2 separate regions of the Homo sapiens genome follow, and region 2 is linked to region 1. A link is a loop called in an ENCODE intact Hi-C map of the cell type or tissue named here. Cell type or tissue: mammary epithelial cell. All regions are shown on one strand.

Evidence for each region. Hi-C counts contacts between places; a loop is a spot of excess contacts. Peaks named below come from ENCODE experiments on the same cell type or tissue, not always from the same donor. Only the 100,000 strongest peaks of a DNase experiment are listed, where the experiment ranks them.
Region 2: it touches region 1 in a loop (6-fold over the local background); 2 of 110 quality-filtered maps call a loop at or near these places.

Annotation. Positions count from the first base shown.
Region 1 is chr9:83,934,229-83,942,228 of GRCh38, forward strand. It overlaps QNG1 (Q-nucleotide N-glycosylase 1), which reads right to left. Exons shown (of 4, transcript NM_032307.5): 4 at 4,083-5,515. The coding sequence ends at 5,283. Among named protein-coding and RNA genes, the nearest start is that of KIF27, 17 kb to the left of the region's middle. In mammary epithelial cell, a CTCF peak has its summit at 3,839 (motif pointing right); DNase peaks (open chromatin) are centred at 553, 1,163 and 3,823; H3K27ac peaks cover 468 bases.
Region 2 is chr9:84,386,463-84,394,462 of GRCh38, forward strand. No RefSeq gene overlaps it. Among named protein-coding and RNA genes, the nearest start is that of SLC28A3, 50 kb to the left of the region's middle. In mammary epithelial cell, no CTCF peak of the experiment used is centred here; a DNase peak (open chromatin) is centred at 4,089.

The DNA of each region.
Region 1 (8,000 bases):
TTCACTATGCTAGTTTTAGTTTGATTTATTTCATTTAAAACTAAAACATCCTTAACCCAAAGGGATAAAAGAAAGGAAAAGATACACAGTGTATGGAAAAAAGAGAAATTTAGATGAATGGCACAATAATATATTTCTCCAAACTTCCAATTGTTTAATCAATAAATTGTATACCTGCAAGGAATTTTACAAATTACAGGCATGCATCACATAACAATGATTTGGTCACCCATGAACTGCATACACCATAGTATATGGTATCCCATGAGATTATCCCATCCCAGTGGGACAAGACCAGACACAGACCCTTCAATTCCTCATTCTTTTTTACAATTTTTTTTTTTTTTTCCGTAGAGACGGGGTCTTGCTATGTTGCCTAGGCTGGTCTTGAACACCTGGGCTCAAGTAATCCTCCTGTGTGGGCCTCTCAAAGTGGTGGGATTACAGATGTGCATCACCATGCTCAGCCCAATTCCTCATTCTTTGTCTCTCTATTAGAACTCTTTGTCCACCTAAAACCAGCATGACACAGAGATAAATATTTCCTGTTTGGCAACTGACTGAGACTTCTGATTGCAAAACAATCCCACATGTAAGTCCTCCACCTGTAACTTGTATACTCCTCTCTATAAAAGTCTAAGGCAAAACCACCCTGCCAAGAGACTCTGATCTTTGGATTTGGAGTGCTTTTCCTATTGTAATAGCCTGAATAGATCAATTCCCTTACTTGTTTAGGTTTTGTATTTGACTATAGCACCCACCAAAAAGCTGGAAATTTTAAACTAAAGCAAAAAACAGCACACCTCGAGAAAGACGGGTCACAGAGTTGCAAGGAAAAGGAAGGTCTAGTTGCCTCAAAGCTGATCCCCTAGGTCATATACAGTCATTAAATCCGCATCTGGGGCAGACTGGGGTGCCAGCCTGACTAAGCCATTATCCATTCAGCTTCAGGGGAGGGGACACTGTGAGGAAGCTCAATACATGATTTCTGAATTGAATGAAACAAAATCTATTAATTTGCCTTGGTGCTAATTAGGGAGAAGTTTAAGGTTGATAAAGGAAAAAAAGCAGCCCCTGATAAAAAGCTGGCCTGGCACCCACAGCTATACCAGTTAGTCTTCTGTTGGACATAATCACTTTCCTAGCCTTCTTGGCAGTTAGTTGTGGTCACGTGACTAAATCCTAGTAAGATGAAACCAAAGTGGAATGTGGTGGCTACCAAAGCCTTTCTTGTCAACCCTTTGTTTTTTTCTTTCTTTCTTTCTTTTTTTTTTTTTTTAGAGACTGGATCAGAAAGGTTACTCAGAGACCATGATAAAGTAAGACTAAATAAGGCCACTTCAGAATTTTGCCTAACCACAGAAAAATACAAGGGCATCGTGCCGTACAAAGTACCCAAACATCCTATCTCCACTAAAATGAGTGACTGCTGACTTCTTTACCAATGACAGCTTTATCCTTACTCTTGTCTGCCCTCCCTATAGAAAAAATTTGAGGCAGTCAATGGTAGAGCAGCCAATAGTATAACTGATCCTGCTTTCTGAGAGTATCCAATCTCAACAGAACAGTTTCCTTAGACCCTGCCCCAAATAATCCTCCTACTGAGTCACCCCATGCTACAAGTAATAAATCTAACCTGTTTACTTTGGTTGGAAAGCATTGACAAGGTGCCTTGGCTAAACAACTTGAGTTCATAGAGTGAGGCAAATCATTAGGAGGCCTCTGAAGAAAAATAATTGAAATTTGTTTACAAAACAAAATATTTTATAACTGATGGCAAATCAAAGGCTACTAAAGGAAACTGAGTCACCAAAGAATTAGAAAAGACTTCTCTGAATGGAGGACTGTGCCAGGGAGTTTCAGGAGGCTGTGCACATTTTCATTACCTTTAAAAGGGTGTGCAGAATGAATCAACACAACTGAAAACACTTTCAGAACTTAATTCTACATTCCATTCTCTTCTGGAACGTCAGGAGCTAGCCCCATGTTAATTATGTTCCCCCAGACTACCCTGAAATCCAAGAGGGATGTTATCTCCACACAAATCCCCAAAAACCAAAAATGTTAGAACTAGAACACTACCATTTTGCAATCCCTAATGAAATAATAGATCTGAAAAATAATCATCCATGGCTGTTAAAGCCATTAGGCAAAATGTTATTTTAATGCTCTTAGTCTGTATCAGGTAAGAAAACTATAAAATCCACTTAATGGGTGGCAAAAACTTCTTGCTGTTTCCCAGTATCCACCCATACTTTTTTTTTTTCTCGAGACTGGGTCTCACTCTGTTGCCCAGGTTGAAGTGCAGTGGTGATCATTGCTCACTGCAGCCTCGACCTCCTGGGCTCAAGCGATCATCCCGCCTTTGGCTTCCCAAAGTGCTGGGATTATAGGAATGAGCCATTGTGCCCAGGCCCATCCATACTCTCTACACAGTTTAGCTGGTATCCAATGCCCATAATACATGCCACTTTCCTAGCCTTCTTGGCAGTTAGTTGTGGTCACGTGACTAAATTCTAGTAAGATGAAACCAAAATGGAATGTGGTGGCTACTAGAGCCTTTCTTGTCAACTCTTTTTGTTTCTTCCTTATTTTTTTTTAAGAGACTGGATCTCGCTACATTGCCCAGGCTGGACATGAACTCCTACGTTCAAGGGATCCTCCTACCTCAGTTCCTCCCCACCACACAGTGGCTGGGACCATAGGAGCGAGCCACTGCACCTGGCTTCAACCCTTTCTTTCTACTCTTCTTTATTGCTTCAATCCTGCTGGCTAGATTAGAATGCAGGCATCCAGGATTGATTCCAGGTTATGCTCAGTGGCAGAAGAGAAAAGGCAGCTGGGTCTGGGAAACCATGGCTCACAGCTGTAAACGCGGTGCTTTGGAAGGCCAGTGGCAGGAGGACTGCTTGAGCCTAGGAGTTCGAGACCAACCTGAGCAACATAGTGAGACCCCATCTCTACAAAAAATTTAAATTAGCCAGATATAGTGGCATGCGCCTGTGGTCCCAGCACTTTGGGAGGATTGCTTGAGCCCAGGAGTTCAAGGTTACAATGAGCTATGATCTCACGACTGTGCTCCAGCCTGGGTGACAGTGAGACCATCTCTAAAAAAATAAAAAATAAAAAATAAAAAAAAAGAGAGTGGAGAAGGAGAAGAAAAAGAGGGGGGAGGGGAAAGAAGGGAAGAAGAAGGAGGAGGGCAGAGAAGCAAAGGGGAGGAGAAGAGGGAAAGGGGGAAGGGAAGACAGGAAGTGCCAGAAGGGTGGCAGGAGCAGAGGCCCAGAGATTACACTGGAAACTGTTATGATGCTTTCTGGTACAAGTTACAGAAAACTAATTCAAGATGCTGGAAATAATAAGGTAATGTGTTTATTATCTCAAGTATGAAGTCCATGGATAGGATGGGCTCAGGCATGGAAAGTATAGCTGGGCTCTAGCTCCACAAAATGGCTACCTGCATGATAGCAGGTATCATGCTAAAAGCATTGCTCAGAGGAAGAAAAGGGAACTTTGTCCTATATCTCTTTCTTAAAAGTGAAGAATCCTTTTCTAGAAGCTTCCCAGCAGACTTGTCATCCAGTGTCACTGTCCAGAACTAGATTATATACCCATTATCAAAGCAATCACAGGCAAGGAGAGTAAAGTGACCAGGAATAGTAAACCATTCATACAAGATCTACCTCCAGAACTGGGGATGGGATCACCATCCCCTGAGTCATACAGGACAGGGATAGACACAGGACCACTCCTATGGTTGTGCAAGTTGTGTAGTGCACAACTCCAGGAGGCCTCACTCACAGTCATTTGTAAGGTTATTATGACAAATTTCCAGCAGATGGCAGTAAAGTGCTTGGGAAAAGGGCATCTTTTTCTGACTTTTCTGAAGTCACAGCAAGCAGACAAGGTAGATACCTAACAAAATCAAGATTCTGTTAGAAGGAATGTGGCGGGGGTGGTGGGAAATGAGTACTTGACAGGTAATGAGAGTTCTGCAGCAGAAGGTAAATAATCTAACTTACAGTAAACCTTTTAAAATTATATATAGTAAATTCTATTTTAATGAAATAATCCATTCCAGGTTTAAGAAAAATTTTGAATATTTTTATTGAATTCCAATATAGTTACTCTGAAAAAACAAATTAGACAGATATCCTAAATTGAAAATCATGATGTACAAAACCCACTGTCATTACCAATAAAAAGTTTAAAATAAAGTGTCAAGATTGATTTTTACAAGAACAGCATTCATATATCAAAAACCTCTCTCTTTTTTATACCAAATGATTAAGGTATACTGAAAATTACACACCTCAAGAAAATATATCAGTAGATGAAATATTATCACTGAAGATTAGTCACATAAGGCATGATTAGTTTTGGGAAATTTAAATAAAATATTAAAGTTCCTTCACGATTTCCGTCAACTACATGTCCACAGGGGGGAAAAAAAAAAAACATAAGTCAAAACTAAACAGGCAGACAAATGATAAAGTTGGGAATACATAGCGATGTCAGGAATTTTTTTTTTTTGAGACAAGGTCTCCATCTGTTGCCCAGGATAGAATGCAGTGGCGTGACTGTGGCTCACTGCAGCCTCAAACCCCTGGGCTCAAGCAATCCACCCTCCTCAGCCTCAGCCTACCGCGTATTTGGGATTACAGAGCGTGCCACCATGCTAGGCTAATTTTTAAATTTTTGTAGAGATGGGGGTCTCCCTATGTTGCCTAGGCTGGTCTTGAACTCCTCGCCTCAAGCAATCCTCCTGCCTTGGCCTCCCAAAGTGCTAAGATTATACATATGAGCCACCACATCTGGCCTAGGAAGTTTTGTTGTTGTTGTTGTTGTTGTTGTTGTTTTTTGAGACAAAGTTTCACTCTTGTTGCTGAGGCTGGAGTGCAATGGCCTAATCTCGCCTCACTGCAACCTCCACCTTCTGAGTTCAAGCGATTCTCTTGCCTCAGCCTCCCAAGTAACTGGGATTACAGGCACGTGCCACCACGCCCAGCTAATTTTGTATTTTTAGTAGAGATGGGGTTTCACCATGTTGGCCAGGTGGTCTCAAACTCCTGACCTCAGATGATCCACCCGCCTCAGCCTCCCACAGTGCTGGGATTACAGGCATAAACCACTGTGCCCGGCCTAGGAAGTATTTTTCAAGTGAGAATGGGCAATCAATTTCCTATAACCTCGATCATGTTCTCTAAATATCAAAGCAAAACTGTACAGATGATATGATATAAAACGCAGGGGGTTTTCTTTGGATCAGTTTACACTTGAGGTCAATAATATATGCAACGTATGCGATGAAACGGAATTCCTTTCATATCTTCCCTATGGTCATGGGCATAGTCCCATAAGTAATAATCCAGAAGAATGGAATTGATCTCTCCATTAGGTTTTTCACCCTTTTGTTCAATAAGCTCCAGAAGACAATCCCGGATCAGCTCAACACACCAAAGCGAGCACCCTCTGATTTCCACCTCTTGCCTGTCTCCATATGAGAGCATTTCTCCTGCAAGGGGGAAAAGCAGTAAGAAAAATTAATAGTCAATGATACATAATCTACTTGAACTTTCCTGTAGAACAAAACAGAGTATTTAAATGGTACTCATTTTAAAACTGTAAATCTCAGACGTTATTTTTGGTAATTTAAATCATTTCAAAACTTTCGCACTGATTTTAAATTACAAGTTAAATTCCACAAAGACAGGGGCCATATCTGGCTTGTCTCAATATTCCCAGGAGCTAGCATAGCACCTTGCACATACTAGCTCCCCAATAAATATTTGATAAATGAGTAAGTGGTAACCATAAATTTAAAACTATGACTGCTAGTTATTAAAAAGATGGAATTTAAAATTGGGTTTGATACCAGAAATAAAATTATTGTAGGCTGGGTGCAGTGCCTCACCTCTGTAATGCTAGCAATTTGGGAGGCTGAGGTAGGAGGATTACTTGAGCTCAGGAGTTCAAGACCAGCCTGGGCAACATGACAAAACCCTGTCTCTACAAAACATACAAAAATTAGCCAGGCATGGTGGTATGTGCCTGTAGTCCCAACTACTCAGGAGTAGTAGTCCCAGCATGGTAGTATTGCCTGTAGTCCCAGCTACTCGGGAGGTTGAGGTGGGAGGGTCGCTTGAGTCCAGAAGACAGAGGTTGCAGTGAGCCGAGATCACGCCATTGCACTCCAGTCTAGGCAACAGAACCAACCGTATCTCCAAAATAAATAAATATTTATTTTGGGAATATCTGATCCTGCAAGGTAGGCACTGGCTGTGTCTTACCACTGAGACTAGAGTAGGACTCATGGACCCATGTCTATATGCAGCAGCCAGATGCAAACTGTAGTGAGCGAGGTAGTGTACATAGTACTATGCAAAGGTACTGTGTGTTTCCATATTTTTCTTATGAGAGAAGTCAGGAAGTTTGATTTTTATGTGAAATCTCCTAATTTTCAAGTGTTGGAAACTAATTAAAAATTGCTAGGCCATTTTTCAGGCCAAACCTAACACAACTGCAAGCTGTATTTGGCCTCTGGCCACCAAACTGCACCCATGCACAAAGTCTCACAGTACCCAGGATATCTTGTGACCTTAAGTAGTGTTACTTATGCCCCCTCCATCCAACTCTCCCATGGGCTTAGGCACTGGTCAGTGGAACAGGTGGGGAAACAGTGATTAACCAGGTTCCTCCATTTCCTTACTTTGCCCCAGGTGCTAGCATAGAAGCCCATACCTTCCTCTTCAGTTTTGCTGTTAATCATTTCCTCCAAATTTGACTATCAACTTGCTAAAACTGCCAAATCAGCCAACAGAGTGGCCACGGAGGCAGACGCTCCCACCCGAGTAGAGCTATCAGGTAAGACACTGCTCCACTTGGCGGCTGGACTGTAACCTTGAGGCAGAGGTACAAAGTTAAGCAGCACTCAGGTTCCTGACCCAGGATCATAAATGTCTGTTGTTTTAACCACTAAATTTTAGCGTAATTTGTTACACAGCAATAGATAATAGTAGTGGGTTGAACTGTGGCTCATAAAAAGATACATTCAAGTCATAACACCTGGTACCTGTGACTTTGACTTTGTTTGGAAATAGGGACTTTGCAGATGTAATCAGGTGAAGAGGTCATACTGGATTAGGATCAACCTTAAATCCAATGAAGGAAAGGTGAGACCCCTTCTCTACAAAAAATGGAAAAAGTAGCCAGGCATGGTGGTATGCACCTCTAGTAGCCCCAGCTACTCAGGAGGCTGGGGCTGAGAAGGGAGGATCGCTTGAGCCCAGGAGTTTGAAGCTGCAGTGAGTTATGATCATGCCACTGCACTCCAGCCTTGGTGACAGAGTAAGACCCTGTTTCTAAACAAAAAAGAAAGCAAGCAAGAAAAGAAGAGGATACAGGTCGGGTGCAGTGGCTCATGCCTGTAATCTCAGCACTTTGGGAGGCCAAGGCGGGTGGATCACCTGAGGTTAGGAATTCGAGAGCAGCCTGGCCAACATGGTAAAACCTTGTCTCTACCAAAAATACAAAAATTAGCCAGGCATGGTGGTGGGCACCTGTAATCCCAGCTATCCAGGAGGCTGAGGCAGGAGAATCACTTGAACCCGGGAGAAGGAGGTTGCAGTGAGCTGAGATGGCGCCATTGCACTGGGCGACAAGAACAAAACTCCGTCTCAAAAAAAAAAAAGAAGAAAAGAGGATACAAAGAGACAGGAGACACAAGGATAAGAAGGCCATGATTGGTGTGATGCAGCTACAAACCAAGGAATGTCAAGGACTGCTGGAGCCACAAGGTACTGGAAAGAGGCAAGGTAGAATTATTCCCAAGAGCCTTTAGAGGAAGGATGGTCCTGCCAACATCTTGATTTCAGACTTCCAGTCTCCAGAACTGTGACACAATACATTTCTGTTCCTTGAAGCCATCTAGTTTGTGGTAATTTGTTATGTCAGCCCTAGGAAACTAATGTAATAACTAATGCAGCAACTTACAGTATGGG
Region 2 (8,000 bases), 450 kb after region 1:
AATATTCCTGTGCACACTTATACATTTGTATGCCTTTTTCTCTTACTAATCTGCTGTCAGTTGATTTTTTTAGTGAACTACCAGAGGTCGAAGGTGAGGTTTTCCCCTCACATACAATGGTATCTATCTGTTAGATAAAAATCAGAGGAGGCCATTGTTTTGGGCTAAGTTCCTACACTAGGCCCCAGCTGACCAAATTAAAAATAAAAATGGAAGAGGTGTGGTGGCTCATGCCTGTAATCCCAGCACTTTGGGAGGGTTAGGTGGGACGATTGCTGGAGCACAGGAGTTTAAGACCAGTCTGGGCAACATAGCAAGACCCCATCTCTTCAAAAAAAAAAAAACAACAACAACAACTAAAAATAAAAACAGAGTAATTCATGCTAAAGTTGCACATCACCCAACCTAAATTAATTTATCTGAGCTTTCATAAAATCAGTACAGATAACAATTTCCCAAATGGGCCAGTTTAAAACTTCAGTTGCGTAACAATGAAGCTCCCTCTGCCTAACCCTTACATGGAAAAGGTTGTTTAGAGTGACCTGATGTAAGCTAATTAGTTCTTTTTCTATTGTTCTGTTTCTCTCTCCTGCCTTATAAGAAAAGTAGCTTTGAAACAACAAATACACTCTCTGTTTTTTGCTTCTGCTTTTTTCAGCCCTTCTCTGTCTTTAAAGCAAATCTCTTCCACTCAGGTCATCTGAACACTTACTCTATTTTATGGAATGAAATGTTGCCTGATTCTAGGATCACAATAAAGCCATTAGCCAGCCTTGGTGGCGTACACCGGTAGCCCCAGCTACTGGGGGAGCTGAGGCAGGAGAATAAATAAATAAATAAAACACAAGCCAGTTGAGATCTTTAAAAGTAAATTGGTTGTAATGTTGTCCTTTGACACACCTTTAAGTCTTGTCCCTAATAAGGGTACATCTATAAATTTAAGGCTCTGTAAATCTGGAATGAGAAAACATTTCACATTTCCAGGACAAAATCACATAACTTGTAAGTAATTTTGACTAAGTCTTTTTTTTTTTTTTTTTTTTTTTTTTTGAGATGGAGTCTCACTCTGTCATCCAGGCTGGAGTGTAGTGGTACGATCTCAGCTCACTGCAACCTCTGCCTCCTGGGTTCAAGCAATTCTTCTGCCGCAGCCTCCAAAGAAGCTGGGATTACAGGCATGCGCCACCACGCCTGGCTAATTTTTGTATTTTTAATAGAGACAGGGTTTTGCATGTTGTCCAGGCTGGTCTTGAACTCCTGACCTCAAGTGATCTGCCCACCTCAGCCTCCAAAGTGCTGGGATTACAGGCATGAGCCACTGTGACTGGCCTAAGCTTTATGAGGGTTATTATTATTATTATGTTTTCAGACAAGGTCTCACTCTGTTGCACAGGCTGGAGTGCAGTGGTGTGATCTCAGCTTACTGAGGCCTCCACATCTGAGGTTCAAACAATCTTCCCGCTTCAGCCTCCTGAGTAGCTGGGAGTACTGGCATGCATCACCACGTCCGGCTAATTTTTTTGTATTTTTAGTAGAGATGTGGTTTTGCCACGTTGCCCAGCTAGTCTTGAACTCCTGAGCTTGAGCAATCAGCCCGCTGCAAACTCCCAAATGCTGAGATTAATGCCCAGCTGAGGATTATCTTTCAAGCTGTTTTTTTTTTGTTTTGTTTTGTTTTCATATAATCTTGCTCCTTCTAAATCTTTCAAGAGGTTGACTTAATCACTACAAGGCCACTATTATTTTAGTAGAATTATTTGGTAGAAGTGTTATCTTAGTAGGAGGTCTTCTTGTTTTCTACAGAGCACTATTTTATTTTATTTACTTTTAGAGACAAGTTCGCACTCTGTGCTCAGGCTGGAGTGTAGTGGTGAGATTATAGCTCACTGTAACCTCAACCTCCGGAGCCCAAGTGATCCTCTTGCCTTAGCCTAGGAGTTGCTGGAACTACAGGTGTGCACCACCATGCCCAGCTAATTTTTAAAATTTTTGTAGAGACAGAGTATTGCTATGTTGCCCAGGCTGGTCTAGAACTCCTGACCTCAAGCAATTCTCCAGCCTTGGCCCCCCAGAGTGCTGGGATTACAGGTGTGAGCCCTTGCGCCCAGCCTGTACAGTATGTTTTGTTATGGAACTGGAATTATCTCCCATAGAGAAGTTGTCACTTACAGAGAGAGTCCAAGGGAGCACGTGTATAGAAGCTGGCACTTGGAGAGGATAGATGCCCCTTTATCAACTAAGATGGACCCTAAGTTTATGGAAACAAAGTTACCTATTGCTCAAGGGCACGGGGCCTGGCTGGCATGGCAAATTTCTAAATTCCTACAGCTCTAAACTCCCTAACAACAGGAGCTTTCAGATCCCTCCTAACTCTGATTTACAATTGAGACCACTACAGTTCTGATTGGACGAAGAACAGGCCTTACAAATATTTTCTGATAAGCTACTGCAGACCTTAAGCCAGTTTCAGCCAGTGTCTAGAGGCCATGCACAAATAGTCTTTGTGTCCTATAGTTCTTTTGATATAAAGAGTCAAACCCCACCTCATTTTAAAGCTAAAGCCCTGGCCCAAAGTGAACATGGGATGTACGTTACATATGTTTCCCCATCGTGCTTGTGCTCAGCCTCCCTCATAAATATGTACAGCGTCCCCCACCTCACCCCCAGCAAACCTGCTGAATACGTATGACTCTGTTGTGTGACATGGACCCTGTGAGGCATAAAACGCAAGATGTCCTTCCCTTCTTTGAAGAGAGAGCAACTTTGTCCATGCTGGAGACATCCCCTTCCTAGTTTTCAAACTGGCATTGCCAATAAACCTCTCCTTTTTACTATTTAGTCATCCTGGTGGTCTTTTAGATGGCAGTAAGGAGCATAGCATTACATTGAAATGAACAATTTATAGTTAGCAAAATGCATTATTAAGAAAAGATTGTCAAGGTATTCTGACCTGAAATGCCAAAAGAAAAAAAAGAGAAAAAGTCTAAGTCAGGATGAGTGGGAGTGAGAGTGGTGCATTGGTGGAGTTACAGTCTAATTACTGTCAGCCCTTAGCATCAGTGCGTTCCACATCCATGGGTCTAACCAACCTCAGACAGAAAATACTTTAAAAACAAAACAAAAATACTAATACAACAATAAAGATAATACAAATAAACAATACAGTATAACAACTATTTATATAGCATTTACATGATATCAGGTATAAATAATCTAGAGATGATTGAAAGTATATAGGAGGATGTTCTTAGGTTATATGCAAATACTAGGCCATTTTATATCAGGGAACTGAGCATTCTTGGATTTTGGTTTTGAGGGGATCCTGGAACCGATCCTCCACAGATATTGAGGGACAACTGTACTGTATGAGAAAGCGTGACCTTCACACCTAAACACCTAAACATCTTTCTCCCAGTTTTTGCATCCCACAACAGCCTTATGAGAAAAAAAGTAACTTCCCTAAAGTGAAATGGGTAGTAGGGTAGAACTTAAAATCCCCCCTTGGGCCTTGGAGAACACATAGATCTTGAATGAGGTGTGAAAAAATATTAGCTATGACAATGGGTTGTGGCCCTTCAAGGGGCCACAGGAGATAAGTGGTTATGATAGTACATCTGTTGTATTAAAATTTCAGGGGAAGGAGGGTGGTTGGGGAAGAAGTCTAAAAGCGCTCTTTCAAGGGTGCAATAATACTAAAAATGGTTGAAAAACACTGCCAATCACATTTCTTGGGCAGCGCTTTTTCATCCATGGACACATAATTTCAAACATCTATATGAAAGGATAACCCCGCAAGGCATTGACCTTGCCTGCTGCCTAGATGGAGCCGATTCATCAAGACAGGGGAATTGCAATAGAGAAGGAGTAATTCACGCGGCGCTGGCTGTGTGGGAGACCAGAGTTTTATTATTACACAAATCAGTCTCCCAGACTGATTCGGGGAGCAGAGTTTTTAAGAACAACTTGGTGGGTGGGGGGAAGCCAGTGAGCCGGGAGTGCTGATTAGTCAGGGATGAAATCGCAGGGAGTCAGAGCTGTCTTCTGGCATTGAGTCAGTTCCTGGGTGGGGGCCACAAGATCAGATGAGCCAGTTTATCCATCTGGGTGGTGCCAGCTGATCCATTAAGTGCAGAGTCTGCAAAATATCTCAAGCACTGATCTTATGAGCAGTTTAGGGAGGGTCAGAATCTTGTTGCCTCCAGGTGTGTGACTCCTAAACCATAAGTTCTTTTCTTTCTTTCTTTTTTTTTTTTTTTTAGGAGTTTTCACACTTGTTGTGCAGGCTGGAGGGCAGTGGTGTTATCTTGGCTCACTGCAACCTCTGCCTCCCGGGTTCAAGCGATTCTCCTGCCTCAGCCTTCCCAGTAACTGGGATTACAGGTCCATGGGACCACGCCTGGAAATCTTTTTTTTTGTATTTTTAGTAGAGACAGGGTTTCACCATGTTGGCTAGGCTCGTCTAGAACTCCTGACCTCAGGTCATCCACCTGCCTTGGTCTCCCAAAGTGCTGGGATTACAGTCATGAGCCATTGCGCCTGGTCATAAACCATAATTTCTAATCTTGTATCTAATCTTAGTCCTACAAAGACAATCTAGTCCCTGGGCAAGAAGGAGGTCTGCTTTGGGAAAGGACTGTTATCGTCTTTGTTTTAAACTATAAACTGTAAACTAAGTTTCTCCCAAAGTTAGTTCAGCCTACCCCCAGGAACGAACAAGGACAGCTTGGAGGTTAGAAGCAAGGTGGAATTGATTAAGTTAGATCTCTTTTACTGTCTCAGTCATAAATTTGCAAAGGTGGTTTCAAAATCACAAACCTCCTGGTGCACATTTAGCTACTAGCATTCGAAGTTCTTGACAGGGCTCCCTCTGGAGTGTTGGAAACATAGTTCTCCCACAGACAGATAGTAACCAGGCATCAAGGTTTGATTTAATTCTTTAATGAGGGAACCAGCAGGGAAACAAAAGCACTGATTCAGAGAGCATTGGAAGGAGAGGGATTTGTGTAGTCCGTGGGAAATAGGTGTTCCATCCGATTGTCAGGTTAGATGTACGACTTTAACTTGCTAAGGTGCAGGGAAGCCACCATGGCTTTGAGGTTTGCTTTTCCACCATGTCACAAAGTCAAAACAATGTGTCAGTTTCTGCAGGTTAACTTCTAACCTTACAGGGCTAAAAACTACTACTGGCAATTTTCTCCTGAATTGTTAGTGACAGCCTTTGGGGGAGCCCTATGAGGATAGGGGGGGCTTCTCGGGAGTGCTCCAGCACACCACAGAACAAGGGGAGATCACCACTCTAACTTCCTCAAGCCTGGTGCACAGGAATTCTTTAAGAGAAATACGGATTTATGATGACCATTCTTCTGATTATTGCTGAGCAAACAGCCCTGGAGTGTGGATTCTTAATTAGGGGACTTCAAATGATGAGCACCTTTCCAAATGGAGAATATTTTTTTTTTTTTTAATTATTTGAGATGGAGTTTTGCTCTTTCACCCAGGCTGGAGTGCAGTGGCACGATCTTGGCTCACTGCAACCTACGCTTCCCAGGTTCAAGCGATTCTTGTGCCTCAGCCTCCTGAATAGCTGGGATTACAGGCATCCACTACCATGCCTAGCTAATTTTTGTATTTTTAGTAGAGATAGGATTTCACCATGTTGTCCAGGCTGGTCTCGAACTCCTGACCTCAGGTGATCCACCCACCTCGGCCTCCCAAAGTGCTGGGATTACAGGGGTGAGCCACCACGCCTGGCCTCTTTCCTTTTTATTTATGTAATTTATTTATTTGTAGATATGGGAGTCTCACTGTGACGCCCAGGCTAGTCTCGAATTCTTGGCCTCAAGCAATCCTCCTGCCTCGGCCTCCCCAAGTGCTGGGTTTACAGGCATGAGCCACTTCCCCCAGCCTTTTCTTTTATTTGTATTGCCTTTATTAATATCACAACTTAATTAATCCTTGGCATTATCTTTCTTTTACAGTAAAAGGACGTCTGTTGAGCATCTACAATGTGCTAGATATTGGGCTAGGTATTTTCACACATACCTATTTCATGTAACTTCGCAATGACTCTGAGAGGTAAAGAGCACGTGTATTTGTTTATATATATGTTTGCATCTGAAGAGGACGCTACATCCTTCCAAGCAAGAGTTGTTGGTAGCTTGGACCGTGGTGGTGGTGGAGGTAGCAAAAGAACAGGAAGAGGTGGACTAGCGGGGAGGTAGGACCAACATAACCTGCGATGGGTTGGGGACGGGGAGGGAGGCGGAAACCTGTGACTCACTCCCGTTTTCAGCCTACCTCCTGTTACCTGCAAAGCGGATTTCACAGCCCTTATTGGAGCATCACACTGCACCAGGAAAGGCAGGTGTGTAGGTGGAGTACTTGAGTCCAGGTCCCACTGAGGCCACCAACTGCCTTTGCAGCCTGGCGACGTCTCAGTTCCTGGTCTTTATTTTTTATTTTATTTTATTTATTATTATTTTTTTTTTCGAGACGGAGTCTCGCTCTGTTGCCCAGGCTGGAGTGCAATGGGGCAATCTCAGCTCACTGCAAGCTCCGCCTCCCGGGTTCAAGCGATTCTCCCACCTCAGCCGCCTGAGTAGCTGGGATTACAGGCATGCGCCACCATGCCCAGCTAATTCTTGTATTTTTAGTAGAGACAGGGTTTCACCATGTTGGACAGGCTGGTCTCGAACTCCTGACCGCGTGATCTGCCCACCTTGGCCTCCCAAAGTACTGGGATTACAGGCGTGAGCCACTGCGCCTGGCCATTTCCGGGTCTTTAAGCTCTGGGAAGGGGCTCACCTCTCAGAGCCCTGGGCTCACCCCAGGGCGATGCCCTGGTTGTCAATCGGGGTAGGGGTGGGGGCTCTGTGTGCTGTGGGACACCTCCCAGGGTCGGGGCTGTGTGGTCACTGCTTGGCACCTCCCTGCGCCTGGTCCTGTGCCTGCGAGAAGGGCAGGAGCGACCTCACCTCCGCAAGGTCTGCAAGGGGCACAGGCGCTGGGAGCACGGCGCCCACGGGGAGGCTGCAGGGGGGCGGTCGGGGCACCAGGGAGCCAGCGCCCTGCTGGCTTTCACGTGTGCATTTGGGAGAAAGCGTCCCTTTGGATAGACACATTTCAAAAGGGCGACTGCAGCCCTGGGTCATGCGGCTTTGGAGTCGAGCTCTCTTTGGAGCAGAAGAGAAGTTGCTTCCTTCCGGGAAGGGCTCCCTCTCCTGGCAGGGCACAGGGCTTGGACTCAGTGGGGCTGGGGCGGACTTCCGCTCCCCCATGCTGTGTGCTCATACTCTGTGGGACACTTTTCTTCCCTTTTCCCACCTCCTAACCTTCCATTATGGCGAAAGTCTACAGGCAGCTGGGACCTGCTCCCTGCTTTGGGTGGGGTCGCAGATGTGCTGGGCCCATTCAGACCTTGGGGAGAGGACTCAGCACTTCCAAGTCCCAGTTCCCCAGGGAAGGCTTGGCTCTGGTGACAGAAAGTGGGCTCCTTCTGAAGCATTCTGTTTCATCTTTTTCAGTTGCTTTCCTAACCCATGTCATGCAGACTCTTGATTAATAAAAGCTGGCACTTAAGGATATCAACTATCCATAGGCAATTTAAGCAAAAATCCCAGGAGGTGGGGTGAGTGGCTCAAACCTGGGAGAAAGGTGTGGGTGGTAGAACCTGGAGAGAAGGGACAAAGACTCTCCTTTGACCAAAACTTTGTTTAGCCTTTTGAGTCCTTTCTGACTAGGCGGACCTCAAGCTTCCCTTTTTGTCTTTGTAGAATCCAGTTTGAGCAAGAACCTGCCAAGTGAATTAAGCAACAACCCCCTACCCTTGGTATCTGTCCTTATCCCTTACCCTCTATATCTTATCACCCTGGACTGTCTTCAGCAATAATCCTATCAAGACAATTTAGCCAGAAATCCCCTTTCCTCGGCGATTTTTCCTTAGTAACTTTTCATCCATTTGCTTTTTGGCTATAAATCCCCACTTGTCCTTGTTAGAGTCA